2 separate regions of the Homo sapiens genome follow, and region 2 is linked to region 1. Evidence: read pairs that join two places in POLR2A ChIA-PET (ENCODE). Cell type or tissue: K562. All regions are shown on one strand.

The links. ChIA-PET counts read pairs that join two places held together with the same protein. Peaks named below come from ENCODE experiments on the same cell type or tissue, not always from the same donor. Only the 100,000 strongest peaks of a DNase experiment are listed, where the experiment ranks them.
Region 2: POLR2A ChIA-PET joins it to region 1 with 5 read pairs; 2 of 35 experiments call an interaction of 5 or more read pairs at or near these places.

What each region holds. Positions count from the first base shown.
Region 1 is chr19:17,542,311-17,550,310 of GRCh38, forward strand. It overlaps NIBAN3 (niban apoptosis regulator 3), which reads left to right. Exons shown (of 15, transcript NM_001321827.2): 11 at 1,007-1,123; 12 at 1,214-1,321; 13 at 4,376-4,487; 14 at 7,134-7,217. Among named protein-coding and RNA genes, the nearest start is that of COLGALT1, 9.3 kb to the right of the region's middle. RefSeq lists a silencer at 3,985-4,034. In K562, no CTCF peak of the experiment used is centred here; a DNase peak (open chromatin) is centred at 4,327.
Region 2 is chr19:17,958,924-17,966,923 of GRCh38, forward strand. It overlaps a transcript of KCNN1 not described here. Among named protein-coding and RNA genes, the nearest start is that of KCNN1, 4.2 kb to the right of the region's middle. RefSeq lists a silencer at 1,264-1,464 and enhancers at 3,431-4,003, 7,171-7,888. In K562, no CTCF peak of the experiment used is centred here; no DNase peak of the experiment used is centred here; H3K4me3 peaks cover 245 bases.

The sequences.
Region 1 (8,000 bases):
GCTGGGATGAGGCCAGGCTGTGAAGACAGCCTCCACTGACCTCCTGCTAAGTGTGCCCTGGAGAGACCACGATGATCGAGACAACTCCGCGGGGCTGCCAGTCTCATGGGGACATGAGCCCGTGACCAGGCAGCAGCCACATGTGGTGGACAGAGCTGGGGCAGGGTGTACAGGGAGCGCCAAGGATGTTCCTGATCCACCTCTGGGGTTGACAGGACTTTCAGGAGGAGGGGACTTCCAACATGGGAGAGCAATGGGAGGAATGGCGTTGCCACCAGTCCCGAGTGAATAGTGTTGAGAGTGCTTGTCTGCATTTGGGGAACGTGGAGCAATTTTTCAGAAATGGGGAAGATAGGCCGGCGACATGGACGGGCAGATCGCGCAGTGCCTTGAGCGTGGGGCTAAGGGGTGAGCTCTTTCCTGAGGGCAATGGGGAGCCAGAGCAGGTATGTGAGCAGGGGGAGGGCATGGCTGGATTTAAGGTTTAGGAAGCTTTGCCTGCCATAGGGAGCACAGGCTGTTGGGGACAGGAAAAGAGGAGGCAGGGAGGAGGCCTGCACCAGGATGGGGGATGTCAGTGGGGAGAAGCAATAAGTGTTTTGAAGTCTGAGATGGGACCTGCTGATGGACATGGTGACAGAAGAAGACAGAGAGTGAGATGATCCAGCACTACCTGGCACAGTTGTTCAGTTTGTGCACTGCACAAAAGCACTCAGTGGAGGAGGCTGAACTCTGGCTGGCTCCCTACTCCCCATTCTGGGCATCCTGGCACCATCTCCCAGAGGGAAGGGGCTTTCTGTCAGTTTGCACATAGTCCCCCACAGACTAGACAATCCCCAGGTCCTGAGAGGAGGGGAAAGGTGTTTCCTGGGACAAGGAGGAGGAGGTTGGGCAGAGGTGGCTGGTTGGAACAGGTTGGATGCTGAGAAGGGGTCAGCTGGGCAGGAGTGGGGCCCGGGAGGCTGGAGCACAGATTCTGGGGTCATCATAGCATCTCCTCCCACAGCTCATGGCTGACGCCGTGGCCACCTTCCTGCAGCTGGCTGACCAGTGTCTGACGACGGCCCTCAACTGTGACCAGGCTGCCCAGAGGCTGGAGAGAGTCAGGGGGCGCGTGCTGAAGGTGTGTTCTGTGGGTACGGGGTGGCATGGGGTGGCAGTGGGCCTGGGTGCTCAGATGGTTGCTGGACGCACCGCTGGGTGTGTTGTGCAGAAATTCAAATCGGACAGCGGGTTGGCGCAGAGGAGGTTCATCCGAGGCTGGGGTCTCTGCATCTTTTTACCTTTTGTGCTGAGCCAACTCGAGCCAGGCTGCAAAAAGGTGAGTTAATGGGAAGTGTGCAAGAGGGTCTGACAGCATCACCATGCATCCACTTAAAGTGGGCAAGAATGCTCTTTGAGGCTGGGCGCAGTGGCTCATGCCTGTAATCCCAGCAATTTGGGAGGCCAAGGCAGGCAGATCACAAGGTCAGGAGTTCGAGACTAGCCTGGCTAACATAGTGAAACCCTGTCTCTACTAAAAATACAAAAAATTAGCCAGGCATGGTGATGGGCGCCTGTAATTCCAGCTACTCAGGAGGCTGAAGCAGGAAAATCGCTTGAACCCGGGAGGGGAAGGTTGCAGTGAGCCGAGATCGCGCCATTGCACTCCAGCCTGGGCGACAGAGTGAAACTCAGTCTCAAAAAAAAAAAAAAAAAAGAATGCTCTTTGATCATTAGAGACCATTTGACCTTAATCCTAGCACTTTGGGAGGCCAAAGTGTGGGGATTGCTTGAGGCCAGGAGATCAGTCTGTACAACATAGTGAAACTCCATCTCTATAAAAATACAGAAGTTAGCCAGGCGTGACAGCATGTGCCTGTGGTCCCAGCTACTCTGGAGGCCAAGAGGTGGGAGGATCAATTGAGCCTAGGAAGTCGAGGCTGCAGTGAGCTAGGATCGCACCACTGCACTCCAGCCTGGGCAACAGAGCAAGGGCCTGTCTCTTTTTAAGAGACTTCCATACCCTGAGCCCTGGAGCTGGGTCAGGTGGCTTTTCTGGGCTTCCACAATGCCCTCTGCTTCACCTATGACGGGGTTCATTACCCTGTGTCTGCCACAGAAGAGCTGGGATGGGTCCCACACATCGCATATCACCTGGTGACATGGGCATCAGTGGAGGGAGGAGGTGGATGGAGAGTGGGTAAGGGTTGGGTGGGGAGTTACCAGGGAGTCAGGAAGGATGTCCCTGTGAAATGAAGGCATGGGCCATGTCCCGGGAAGGGCATTCCAGGCAGAGGGCACAGCATGTGCAAAGGCCCTGAGGCCTGACCATGCCTGGTGTGTTGGAGGAACAGTGACAAGGTGGGTGTGGCTGAAGCTCAGTGAGTGGAAGAGTGGGAAGGAGGTCAGCGGGAGTCCTAGGTACCTAGGCACACAGGGCTCATGGGCACCAGGCGGGTGTCTGACATGGGTACAAACAGAATCCTCTAGAGGAAGTGGCTGGGAATTGGGGAAGTCTCAGCTGAGACACTCATACTATTCCCTGTGAGGTGTGATTTGCTGTGCCTAATTAATCCCATGAATCCTTTCCACAACACTAGAGAATATGGGCCACTGAGTCCATTTTAAAGATAAGGAAACTGAGGCCAGGCGTGGTGGCACATGCCTGTAATAGCAGCACTTTGGGATAGTGAGACCCCACCTCTACAAAAAATACAAGAATTCGCCAGATGTGGTGGTGCACGCCTGTAGTCCAAGCTACTTGGGAGGCCGAGGTGGGAGGATCGCTTGAGCCTGGGAGGTCAAGGCTGCAGCGAGCCATGACTGCACCCCTGTAGTCCAGCCTGGGTGACAGAGAGAGACTATTTTATTTATTTTATTTTATTTTATTTTATTTTATTTTATTTTATTTTATTTTATTTTATTTTTAGACGGAGTCTCACTCTGTCGCCCAGGCTGTAGTGCAGTGGTGTGATCTTGGCTCACTGCAACCTCCACCTCCTAGGTTCAAGCGATCCTCCCATCTCAGCCTCCCAAGTAGCTGGGATTACAGGCACCCGCTATAGGGACCAGCCCCACAGGGTCGGTGGGTCTCTCCCTGTGTGCAGAGACAAGAGAGTGTAGAAATAAAGACACAAGACAAAGAGATAAAAGAAAAGACAGCTGGGCCCGGGGGACCACTACTACCAAGTTGCGGAGACCGGTAGTGGCCCCGAATGTCTGGCTGCGCTGTTATTTATTGGATACAAAGCAAAAGGGGCAGGGTAAAGAGTGTGAGTCATCTCCAATGATAGGTAAGGTCACGTGGGTCATGTGTCCACTGGACAGGGGGCCCCTCCCTGCCTGGCAGCTGAGGCAGAGAGAGAGAGGAGACAAAGAGAAAGACAGCTTAAGCCATTATTTCTGCATATCAGAGACTTTTAGTACTTTCACTAACTGACTACTGCTATCTAGAAGGCAGAGCCAGGTGTACAGGATGGAACACGAAGGCGGACTAGGAGCGAGACCACTGAAGCACAGCATCACAGGGAGACGGTTAGGTCTCTGGATAACTGTGGGCAAGCCTGACTGATATCAGGCCCTCCACAAGAGGTGGAGGAGCAGAGTCTTCTCTAAACTCCCCCGGAGAAAAGGAGACTCCCTTTCCCGGTCTGCTAAGTAGCCGGTGTTTTTCCTTGACACTTTTCGCTACCGCTAGACCACGGTCTGCCTGGCAACAGGCATCTTCCCAGACGCTGGCGTCACCGCTAGACCAAGGAGCCCTTCTGCTGGCCCTGTCCGGGCATAACAGAAGGCTCGCACTCTTGTCTTCTGGTCATACCTCACTATGCCCCCTCAGCTCCTATCTCTGTATGGCCTGGTTTTTCCTAGGTTATGATTGTAGAGTGAGGATTATTATAATATTGGAATAAAGAGTAACTGCTACCAACTAATCATTAATGATATTCATATATAATCATATCTAATATCTATATCTGGTATAACTATTCTTGTTTTATATTTTGTTATACTGGAACAGCTCATGTCCTCGGTCTCTTGCCTCAGCACCTGGGTGGCTTGCCGCCCACAACCCGCCACCACGCCCAGCTAATTTTTGTACTTTTAGTAGAGACGGTGGTTTCACCATGTTGGTCAGGCTGGTCTTGAACTCCTGACCTCATGATCCGCCCACCTCAGCCAACCAAAGTGCTGGGATTACAGGCATGAGCCACCGCACCCGGCCTGTTTATTTTAAAATAAAAATATTTAAAAATAAAGATAAGGAAACTAAGGCCCAAGCCCCGCCCCCCAACCCCACAGCTAATCAGGCCCAGGGCTAGGGCAGAAGCCTGTGTTGTAGGCCTCTAGAGGGGCCCTCCTCTCCATCCGAGCCCCTAACCCGCCATGGTTCCAGGAGCTGCCTGAGTTCGAGGGGGATGTCCTTGCCGTGGGCAGCCAGGCTCTGACCACTGAGGGCATCTATGAGGACGTCATCCGGGGGTGCTTGCTGCAGAGGATTGACCAAGGTGAGTCCCGCCCTGCCATGGCTCAGAGGAGCCTGGCGTCCCTTGGCTGTATGTACCGAGCCCCACCAGGGCCACATCGACTCTCACTTCCTGTGAATACTTGCCATTTGACCTTAAGTCAGGACTTGGCCTGAGGAGGTCCAGGGTAGAGGAGCTCAGAGGGGCAGGGATGGATACTCTCTGAAGGAAGGGCCGTTGGACTGGGGCTGTGAGGGATGTATAGGAGTTCTCAGGATGAGAAGAAGGAGGCAGAGTTCAAAAACTACTGATAGAGGCTGGGTGTGGTGGCTCACACCTGTAATCCCAGCACTTTGGAAGGCTGAGGTGGGCAGATCACTTGAGGTCAGGAGTTTGAGACCAGCCTGTCCAACATGGTGAAACCCCGTCTCTACTAAAAATACAAAAAATTAGCCGGGCATGATGGCACATGCCTGTAGTCCCAGCTACTCGGGAGGCTGAGGCAGCAGAATCGCTTGAACCCAGGAGGCGGAGGTTGCAGTGAGACAAGATCGCGCCACTGCACTGCAGCCTGGCGACAGAACGAGACTATGTCTTTTTTTTTTTTTTTTTTTTTTGAGACAGAGTCTCGCTCTGTCACCCAGGCTGGAGTGCAGTGGAACGATCTTGGCTCACTGCAACCTCTGCCTCCTGGGTTCAAGTGATTCTCCTGCCTCAGCCTCCCGAGTAGCTGGGACTACAGGCATGTGCCACCACGCCCGGCTAATTTTTGTATTTTTAGTAGAGATGGGGTTTCACCATGTTGGTCAGGCTGGTCTCAAACTCCTGACATCGTGATCCTCCCCCCTTGGGCTCCCAAAGTGCTGGGATTACAGGCGTGAGCCACCGCACCCGGCCAAGACTCCATCTTTTATTTTTTATTTTATTTTTGAGACAGAGTCTCACTCTGTCACCCAGGCAGGAGTGCAATGGCATGGTCTCGGCTCACTGCAACCTCCGCCTCCTGGGTTCAAGCCATTCTCCTGTCTCAGCCTCCAAGTAGCTGGGACTACAGGTGCATGCCAGCACACCTGGCTAATTTTTGAATTTTTAGTAGAGATGGGGTTTCACTATGTTGGCCAGGCTGGTCTCGAACTCATGACCTCGTGATCCGCCTGACTTGGCCTCCCAAAGTGCTGGGATTACCGGCGTGAGAGACATCGTCTTAAAACAAACAAAACTACGGATAGACATTTAAATTTATTCATTTAACAACCACTCCCTGTTTTTCTCTGGGCTGGCATTGAGGCCCTAGAGGTTTTCAGACTTGGAGTTGGCCTCTTAGGAGCTCCCGAGCTGGGAAGGAGCTCCAGAAACATCTTTCTCCCTCCTGCTTCCTGAGTTCATTCATGGATTAATTAATGCCCATGATCACTGAGATGTGTGCACTGATTGGGGGGTGAACAGGATGCAGTGGGGATTCAGGGAATGTGAGCATCCATGCAGCCAGCACAAGGGCACGGAGCGGGAGGCTGGAGGCTGCTGGAAGATGCGCAAGGCCTTGAATGACAGGCAGAGGAATTTAGACTTATGGTGCAGGCAGTGGGGAGCCATGGAGGGTGTGTGAGCAGAGGTCAACAGAAGCCAGACTGGAAGTGAGGGAGGAGGCTGAGGCCCCGGTTCTGGGAACAAAGGACAGGCCCGAGCAGGGGCAGCAGCCAAGGGAACAGAGTCTAGGAGGGAGGTGCGGGTGGGAGCTGGAGGTGCCAGAAGTGTTGGGCTTCAGGTGTCACTAAGTGAAGGAGAGGGGTTCCACAAGCCAGGGAAGGTGTGTGGAGAACAGAGGGGAATCTCAAAGAGCCCTCATTTGAAGGAAAGAGGAAGAACAGACATAGAAGGTGAGTTCAGCAGCCAGGCACTGTGGCTCACGCCTGTAAACCCAGCACTTTGGGAGGTTGAGGAGGGTGGATCACTGGAGGTCAGGAGTTTGAGACCAGCTTGGCCAACATGGTGAAACCCCGTCTCTACTAAAAATACAAAAATTAGCTGGGCATGGTGGCACATGCCTGTAGTCCCAGCTACTTGGGAGGCTGAGGCAGGAGAATGGCGTGAACCCAGGAGGCGGAGCTTGCAGTGAGCCGAGATTGCACCACTGCACTCCAGCCTGGGCGACAGAGCGAGACTCCATCTCAAAAAAAAGTTGTTTTTTTTTTTTTAAATAAGGTGAGGTCAGAGAGTTGGGAGACACCCCCATAGATGGTGGGTTCTTGGGAGCCAGGGAATGAGGGAGAGGATGTGTCTGTGAGCATCTAAACAAGAAAAATGGAGCTTCCTTAAAATAGCAGAAGTTTTAAATAGGAATAAAAGCTATTTTCTGACTGCAGAATTAAATCCAGAAACAGTTGACCTCAATAAGTTTCTCTTCCTAAAGATTTTATGTATCCTTAAGTGGGTCCATCCTGAATTGATTTGTGATGTCTGCCTAGAGCAGCATGTTGGGAGGTGGGACTGGCAGTGTCCAGGCTCAGTGAAGGGTGCAGGGATCGGTTAGCAATGTCTGCCATGGGTGCGGGCTTGGAGAGAGGCTCTATGTGAGCCACCTCTTTAGGATTTCTGCTTGAGACATTTGTAGTCTCTCTGGGAAAATGCAGGGAAGCCCCTTGATGCCTGGGCTTCCCCAGGTGTGTCCAAGAGTTCATCTCATTTCAGAATTGAAAAAGACCCTTGGTGCCAATGATGTATCCTGCACTCTGGACGGCTGCTTGGAGGTCCCATGGGAACAGGAGGGAGCAGGTGGGGAACTTCACAGGCTTCTGAAACATGCCAGTGATTGCTGGGGGTGGGGAGGTGGAGGCCCACATGGGGTGTATGGGATTGTCATGAGTGTGGGTTCATGGACGGAACAGAATGCACTTTGTCTCCTTACCCAGCCAGCCTGGCCAAGCTCGTGAACAAGCTCAGTGGGAAGTTGTGGAGTGCATCTGAGCCACAGAGGGACCCTCTAAACCCAGGCTCTGACATGCATGTGAGCTCAGCCCTGGGGGGCTGAGATTGTGGTGAATTTGTGTCCCATCTCTCTCTCTCTCTCTCTCTTTTTTTTTTTTTTGAGACAGAGTCTAGATCTGTTGCCCAGGCTGGAATGCATAATCTCAGCTCACTGCAACCTCCTCCTCCCAGGTTCAAGTGAATCTCCTGCCTCAGCCTCCCGAGTAGCTGGGACTACAGGCGGCACATGCCACCATGCCCAGCTAATTTTTGTATTTTTAATAGAGATGGGGTTTCACCATGTTGGCCAGGCTGGTCTCGAACTCCTGACCTCACATGATCTGACTGCCTCAGCCTCCCAAAGTGCTGGGATTACAGATGTGAGCCACCAGGCCCAGCCTTTGTATCCCATCTCTAATCCTAGGACTTAGGGGGCATCTCCCAATGGCTACTTCCTGTCGCCAACTTGGAAAGGGAGATTGTAGTGACAGGGGCCTTAGGTTTACCACCAGCAAGAGCTTCCAAGATGGCCATAATTTGGGGGATAATTTTTTTATGCAGCAATAGCTAACTAATACACTTCCTAGCTGA
Region 2 (8,000 bases), 420 kb after region 1:
TATCCTGACTTCGTGATCCACCCGCCTCGGCCTCCTAAAGTGCTGGGATTACAGGCGTGAGCCACCACGTCCAGCCCTATTTATTTATTTATTTATTTATTTATTTATTTTGGAGACGGAGTCTTGCTCTGTCGCCCAGGCTGGAGTGCAATGACGTGATCTCGGCTCACTACAACCTCTGCTTCCCAGGTTCAAGCGATTCTCCTGCCTCCTGCGTCAGCCTCCCGAGTAGCTGGGATTATACGCGTGCGCCACCACACCCAGCTAATTTTTTGTATTTTTAGTAGAGACGGGGTTTCACCATGTTGGCCACGCTGGTCTTGTTTTTTGTTTTGTTTTGTTTTGTTTTTTTTGAGACAGAGTCTCGCTCTGTCGCCCAGGCTGGAATGCAATGGTGCGTTCTCAGCTCACTGCAACCTCCGCCTCCTAGGTTCAAGTGATTCTCTGCCTCAGGCTCCTGAGTAGCTGGGATTACAGGCACCTGCCACCACGCCTGGCTAATTTTTGTATTTTTAATAGAGACGGGGTTTCACCATGTTGGCCAGGCTGGTCTTGAACTCCTGACCTCATGATCCACCCACCTCGGCCTCCCAAAGTGCTGGGATTACAGGTGTGAGCCACCGCACCCGGTTATATTTTTTCAATTTATTCTTTATTTTAGTAGAGACAGGGTTTCATCATGTTGCCCAGGCTGGTCTTGAATCCCTGAGCTCAGGCAATCAGCCCAACTTGGCTTCCCAAAGTGCTAGGATTACAGGCATGAGCCATGGGACCCTGTCTCTTAAAAATAAAAAAATGATTCCCTCTAGGTGGGGGGCTCTGGGGGAGGTTACACCCGAGTGAAAGAGTTCAAGAGGTGCTTTTGAAATAGTCCAGGTCAGCTGGACGCGGTGGCTCAGGCCTATAATCCTAGCACTTTGGGAGGCTGAGGTGGGCGGATCACGAGGTCGGGAGTTTGAGACCAGCCTGGCCATCATGGTGAAACCCCGTCTCTACTAAAAATACAAAAATTAGCCGAGCGTGATGGTGGGCACCTGTAATCCCAGCTACTCAGGAGGCTGAGACAGGAGAATCACTTGAACCCAGGAGGTGGAGGTTGCAGTAAGCGGAGACTGTGCCACTGCACTCCAGCCTGGGCAACAGAGTGAGACTCCATCTCAAAAAAACTAAACCAAACAAAAAAACAAAAAAAAAAAAGAAAAAGAAATAGTTCAGGTAATGGTCAGGCCAGTTGCAGCTGTAAGCATTCATGGAGCACTAGTGCTGAACCTCATGCCACTGGCCTCCAATGAGGCCATATCATTGCCTTGCAGAGGAAATGGAGGCCTAGAGTTACAAGTCCCTTGTCCACAATCACTGCCTTCATTCCTGTGGCTGCCACCACAAATGACCATGAGCTGGATGACTTACAACCACACAAAGTTGGCCAGGCGGGGTGGCTCACGGCTGTAATCCTAGCACTTTGGGAGGCCGAGGCGGGTGGATCACCTGAGGTCAGGAGTTCGAGACCAGCCTGGCCAACATGGTGAAACCCTGTCTTTACTAAAGATACAAAAATTAGCCAGGCGTGGTGGTGGGTGCCTATAATCCCAGCTACTCGGGAGGCTGAGGCAGGAGAATCGCTTGAACGTGGGAGGCGGAGGTTGCAGAGAGCCAGGATCTCACCACTGCACTCCAGCCTGGGTGACAGGAGCGAAACTCTGTCTCAAAAAAAAGAAAAGAAAAGAAAAGAAAAACACACAAAAAGTTGTGCTGTCACAGTTCTAGAGGCCAGAAGTCCAAAATCAAGGTGTTGGTGGTGTTGCCTTCCCTCCGGAGGCTCTCAGGAGGATCCTTTCCTGCCTCTTCCAGCCTCTGGTGGCTCCTGGTGTTCTTTGGCTGTGTCACCCCCACCTCTGTCTCTGTTTTCACATGACCTTCTCCCTGTTTGTCCATCTGTATCCTCATATGGGCTTCGTATTAAAAAAAACAGTTGTTAGATCAGAGCCCACCCTAATCTACCATGAGCCCCTCTTCATTGGGTGGGCCAAAGCAGGTAGATCACTTGAGGCCAGGAGTTGGAGACCAACCTGGTCAACATGGTGAAACCCCGTCTCTATTAAAAATATAAAAATTAGCCGGCTGTGGTGGTGCGCGTCTGTAATCTCAGCTACTCAGGAGGCTGAGGCAGGAGAATTGCGTGAACCCAGGAGGCGGAGGTTGCAGTGAGCCGAGATCACACCACTGCACTCCAGCCTGGGCAACAGAGTGAGACTCTGACTCAAAAAAAAAAAAAAAAAAAAACCCAGAAACCAGTTATTAGATCAGAGCCAGAACTAACCCACTATGACCCCCTCTTCATTTAACTACATCTGCAAAAACCTTGTTTCCAGGCCAGGCACAGTGGTTCACGCTTATAATCCCAGCACTTTGGGAGGCTGAGATGGGAGCCTCACTTGAGCCCAGGAATATGAGAGCAGCCTGGGCAACATAATGAGACCTCGTCTCTACATTTAAAAACAAAAAGAAAAGAAAAAGAAACAGGAGAATCTCTTAAGCCCAAGAGATAGAGGCTGCAATGGGCGTGATCGTGCCACTGCACTCCAGTGTGGGTGAGAGAGTGAGACCCAGCTTCAAAAACAAAAGAAACAAAACCCTATTTTCTTTCTTTCTTTCTTTCTTTCTTTTTTTTTTTTTGAGACGGAGTCTTGCTTTGTTGCCCAGGCTGGAGTGCAATGGCACAATCTTGGCTCACTGCAACCTCTGCCTCCCAGGTTCAAGCAGTTCTCCTGCCTCAGCACCCCCTAGTAGCTGAGATTACAGGCGCGTGCTACCATGCTCAGCTAAGTTTTATATTTTTAGTAGAAACAGGGTTTCACCATATTGGCTAGGCTGGTCCTGGTCTCTAATTCCTGACCTCAGGTGATCCACCCGCCTCGGCCTCCCAAAGTGCTGGGATTACAGGCATGAGCCACTGAGCCTGGCCAAAAAAACCCCTATTTTCAAATAAGGTCCAAGGTTCTGGGGAGGACTCAAATTTTGGGGGGTCACGATTCAAACCAGTCCACCTGCGTAGCAAGACATTGGGGTTTGGAGTCAAACCTTTGCTCCTCTATGGAGCTGCCACAGTGGGGAGAGAGGGGTTCCCTGGAGCAAATTTATGGGATCGGTTGGACCCACTGGATGTGGGGGTGGTAAAGGAAGGAGGCTAGAGCCTTCTAGCCTGAGCGTGAGGAGGGAGGGGCGCTCATGTCTGAATGGACAGGATGGGACAGTCCCAGGGTGGGGCCGCTGGTGGGCATGACAGGGGCTCCCTGACAGCCTTGGATGCTTTTTGGGGACTCCTTGCTTATGATGGAGCTGCTACCCTGCCTGCCTGTCACGCCCAGGCTCCCACTTCCTGCTCTAGGGCTGAGAACACAGCAGGCAGCCCATGGGGAGAACCGGGAAGGATCAGGCCCAGTCCCTCCCCTCCCATCCTGTGCCCCTTTTTCCTCCGTGTTCTGTCTGCAGGGCCCTTGTGTATTTATCATATCAAAGCCGGTCTTGTCTTCTGGCCTGAAACTGGGAGTCTGGGGGACTTTGTGTGTCTTTACCACCACAGTGTCCCTGCCTTAGAGTACAAGTCCTGCACACAGGAGGTGCTCAGTAGATGCTGATGGAAGGAATCCCAGGTCCCTGAATCCCGAGAGCTCAGGAACAAGCCCTCTGCGACACCTGCCCCAGCTCCCACCCTGGTATTCCCACTCCGCTTCCTGCCCCTGCAGTTCCCAGGAGCCCGAGGGAGCCAACACTCCAGATCTTGTTTTTTTTTTTTCTTTTTGAGATGGTGTCTTGCACTGTCACCCAGGCTGGAGTGCAGTGGCGTGACCTCGGCTCACTGCAACCTCTGCCTTCTGGGTTCAAGCGATCTTCTGCCTCAGCCTCCCGAGTAGGTGGGATTACAGCGCCACCACGCCTGGCTAATTTTTTGTATTTTTAGTAGAGATGGGGTTTCACTATGTTGGCCAGGCTGGTCTTGAACTCCTGACCTCATGATCCGCCTGTCTTGGCCTCCCAAAGTGCTGGGATTACAGGCGTGAGCCACCACGCCCAGGCTTTTTTTTTTTTTTTTTTTTTTTGAGACGGAGTCTTGCTCTGTCAAGCCCAGGCTGGAGTGCAGTGGCGCGATCTCGGTTCACTGCAAGCTCCGCCTCCTGGGTTCACGCCATTCTCCTGCCTCAGCCGCCAGAGTAGTTGGGATTACAGGCGCCCGCCACCACGCCACACCCGGCTAAGTTTTTTGTATTTTTAGTAAAGACGGGGTTTCACCGTGTTAGCCAGGATGGTCTCGATCTCCTGACCTCGTGATCCGCCTGCCTCAGCCTCCCAAAGTGCTGAGATTGCAGGAGTGAGCCACTGCACCCGGCCACCTTTTTTTTTTTTTTTGAGATAGAGTCTCACTCTGTCGCCCAGGCTGTAGTGCAGTGGCACAGTCTTGGCTCACTGCAACCTCCACCTCCCAAGTTCAAGCGATTCTCCTGCCTCTCAGCCTCCCAAGTAGCTGGGATTACAGTTGCCCACCAACACACCCGGCTAATTTTTTGTATTTTTGGTAGAGACAGGGTTTTGCCATGTTGGCCAGGTTGGTCTCGAACTCCTGACCTCAGGTGATCTGCCCTCTTTGTCCTCCCGAAGTGCTGAGATTATAGGCATGAGCCACCACACCCAGCTCAAATGATTTCTCTTCTAAGAGACTTCCCTGACCACCCTAACTCAAGTCTCCCTGTCCTCGTTCTTAGTTCTTTCAACTTTTTTGGATCTCTTCCTGATACTTCTGATACTTTTTTTTTTTTTTTTGTGAGATAGGGTCTTGCTTTGTTGCCCAGGCTGGAGGGCAGAGGCATGATCACAGCTCACTGTGGTCTCCACCTCCTGGGCTCGAGCGATCTTCCTGCCTCAGCCGCCCGAAGGAGCTGGGACTACGGGCACATGGCTCCACGCCTAGCTAATTTTTAAAAAATTTTTGTAGAGACAGGGTCTCGCTATGTTGCCTAGGCTGGACAGTACTTTTGTGTATCTAAAATTCTCAGTTTTATTTCCCTCTTTGGAGAGGGTTGTCCCCCTCTTCTAGAAAGCCAGCTTCAAGAGGGGCACGGTTTGTATCTCTCTAGGGTGCTGCATTCCCCAGCACCAGGCTCAGAGAAGGGGCTATGTGGATATGTGAATGAATGAATGAATTAGTGAATGAATGAATGAATCAGTGAATAAATAAATGGCTGAATGAGTGAATATCTTACCCTTGCCATCCTGACACTCACTGGGGCCCAGGTTCCAGCTTCCATCCGGGCAGTCCGGGCTGGGTCCAAGATTTCAGTGGATGCACCTGTGGAGGGGTGCTGGGGATGGAGGTGTAGGGAGATGCTCGTGTGGCCAGGCCACTCCCTGCTCCGGCCACTACCTTTGTGTCCCTGAGCTCCTGTGAACGTCTTCCAGTTCTCTTGCACCCAGACCCTTAGACACTGCCCAGAGACCAGAGGCCCAGCCCTCAGGCCCCCTGCGGAGGGGCTTGCTCTCCAGCCGCCTCCACCATGCTTGACGTTTGCAGAGGACACAGCCTGTGCGCAAGGCAGTTTCCCAGGGCATGAGTCCCGGGGGCGTCTTGGCTGCCTGACAGGCTCACTTGCAGGCTTCTTGGGTCTCTTCCAGCCAACCATGGGCTGATGAGAGGCTCTGCCTGGAACGGAGACCCAGACAGCCCCCACCAGAAGTCCCACCTCCATCCAACCTTGACTCCCATTCATGCTGCCAACCTTGTCTCTGAGGGGTGGGATTCCAGCAGGTGGCAGGACTGACTCAGGTGGGAGGCAAGGCCGTTGATCACCAGATTGATTGTCCAAGTTCCACTTCTTGATGGGGGCAGTCCCCGATCCCTCAGGGCAGGTGAATGCAAAGGAGAACAAGCACAGGTCTTTTCAGAGGGAGAAGGTGGGTACAGGGGCTTCAGGGCGTGGGCAGGGGTGCAGGGGATTGGGGGCAGTGGAGTGCTGTGGCTGATGTTTTTGTGAATTTCGGGACAGTTACATGTTAGACTTGAATTCAAAAAGCATCTGGCCAGGCGCGGTGGCTCACGCCTGTAATCCCAGCACTTTGGGAGTGGATCGCTTGAGGTTAGGAGTTCGAGACCAGCCTGGCCAACATGGTGAAACCCCGTCTCTACTAAAATTACAAAAATTAGCCAGGTTTGGTGGTGCACGCCTGTAATCCCAGCTACATTGGAAGGCGGAGGCATGAGAATTGCTTGAACCCAGGAGGTGGAGGTTTAGAGGTTGCAATGAGTGGAGATCGTGCTGCTGCACTCCAGCCTGGGCGACAAAGTGAGACTCTGTCTCAAAAAAAAAAAAAGAAAGAAAAAAGCATCTGATGCTACAGCCTGTGCAAGCAGACCAGGGTCAGCCCGTGGGCATGGTATGCTTCTCGTGGCTCAGGGACTCCTGCAAGGGCTGGGTTGAGCTGTCAGGGGCCAGGAGCATTGAATGTGGTTCAGGGATGTGCCCAATCCTGAGGGAGCTGTGGGTGGCTCCAATGTTGTGCTTTAGAAAGGGGGGCTCCTGGTGGTCCAGGCAGGGGAACAGCAAGTGCAAAGGCCTGGAGGTGGGAACTGTGGCGAGGGGAGACTGAGAAGGCTTGGCTGGAGGTTGGAGTGCTGGTGAGTCAGTGGAGAGATGCAAGAGGGGTGGCTGGTTCTCAGGTGTGGCTGAAAACCCGCCCCTTCGGAGTCCCCACAACCCCTTTCTTGCTCTGCAGTGACTCTCAAAGCTGCTTGTGTCTGGTCAGATCACTCGTAACAGCCCCCTGTTACAGATCCTATCCAACCCCGCCTGGTACCTCTGTGGATCTGACCGGGACCACCCAGGCCTCTATTTCCTGATTGTCTCAGCCCTGGGCATTGTCACCACGGCCGGGCCTTGTGCAGAGCAGTCTGGACAGGCTGGGATGAGGAACGGGCTCTCCAGGGGAGGGAACAAAGGTCCTGTCTGAGACTCTGAGCCATCACCTGGCCCCTCTGTGACTCACCGCCACCCTCAGCCCATGCAGCTATCCCTCATTCATGCCTGCCTGCCTGCCTGCCTGCCTGCCTGCCTTCCTTCCTTCCTTCCTTCCTTCCTTCCTTCCTTCCTTCCTTCCTTCCTTCCTTCCTTCAGTCCAACTGTTTTCTGAGCTCCGCAGAGGAAACACAGAAGACAGCCTCCCTCAGGAATAAACACTCAGATGTTCCTGACCTGGGCCAAAGCTCTGGGCTGGGAAGAAAACAGATGGAGGGTGTGGGAGAGAGATAGGAGGTGGGATCTGCTGGCTCCAGGAAGCCCCCAGGCTGGTGGGGGACAGAGCTGAACACAGTCACCCCAAGCCTGGTGGGAACAGGGTGAGGCAGAGGCAGAGGCAGTAAGACTGGAAGAGGAGGAAGGAAGAGCTCCCTACCCACTGGTCCCCAAAGCTCCCTGGAGCCGCCATTAACTTTGAATGAATGAGTCGGCCAAGTTCAGCCTGGGTGCTGGGGGAAGGAGCACAGTTTTGGGGACCCCCAGCCCTGGTGATCCCAAACTCCCTGGGGCTCTGGCTTCCTGTCATCCTGGAAATGGGTGTTGGAGGTTAGGACTGGGTGGCCTGATCCAGACGGGCGTCTCTCCTCCCACAGAAGGTGGCCTCTAACCGAGTGCCCCAGCATGTACCCAGTCCCACCCCTGGAAGGCCCTACACCTGGCTCCCAGACACCCCCCAACTTGCAATCACCCTAGTCCCCCTCAAGGCTCCCCTATGCAGAGCTAGACCCCGGAGGAGGTCGTTTGAGGGGCAGGCATTGAGTTGCTTTGCAAAGTTGTCTTTCAGCTGATGCTTACGGGGAGGACAGTCCCCAGGCGTGCAAAGGTTGACAGAGCGGCTGAAGTTTGGGACCTAATTTTGGGGAGGGGGTATAGTTAGGAGGTCCGGAGGGCTGTTGGGGGCGGGGGTTGGAGCTTCACCAAGGTCCTTCCCGTCTT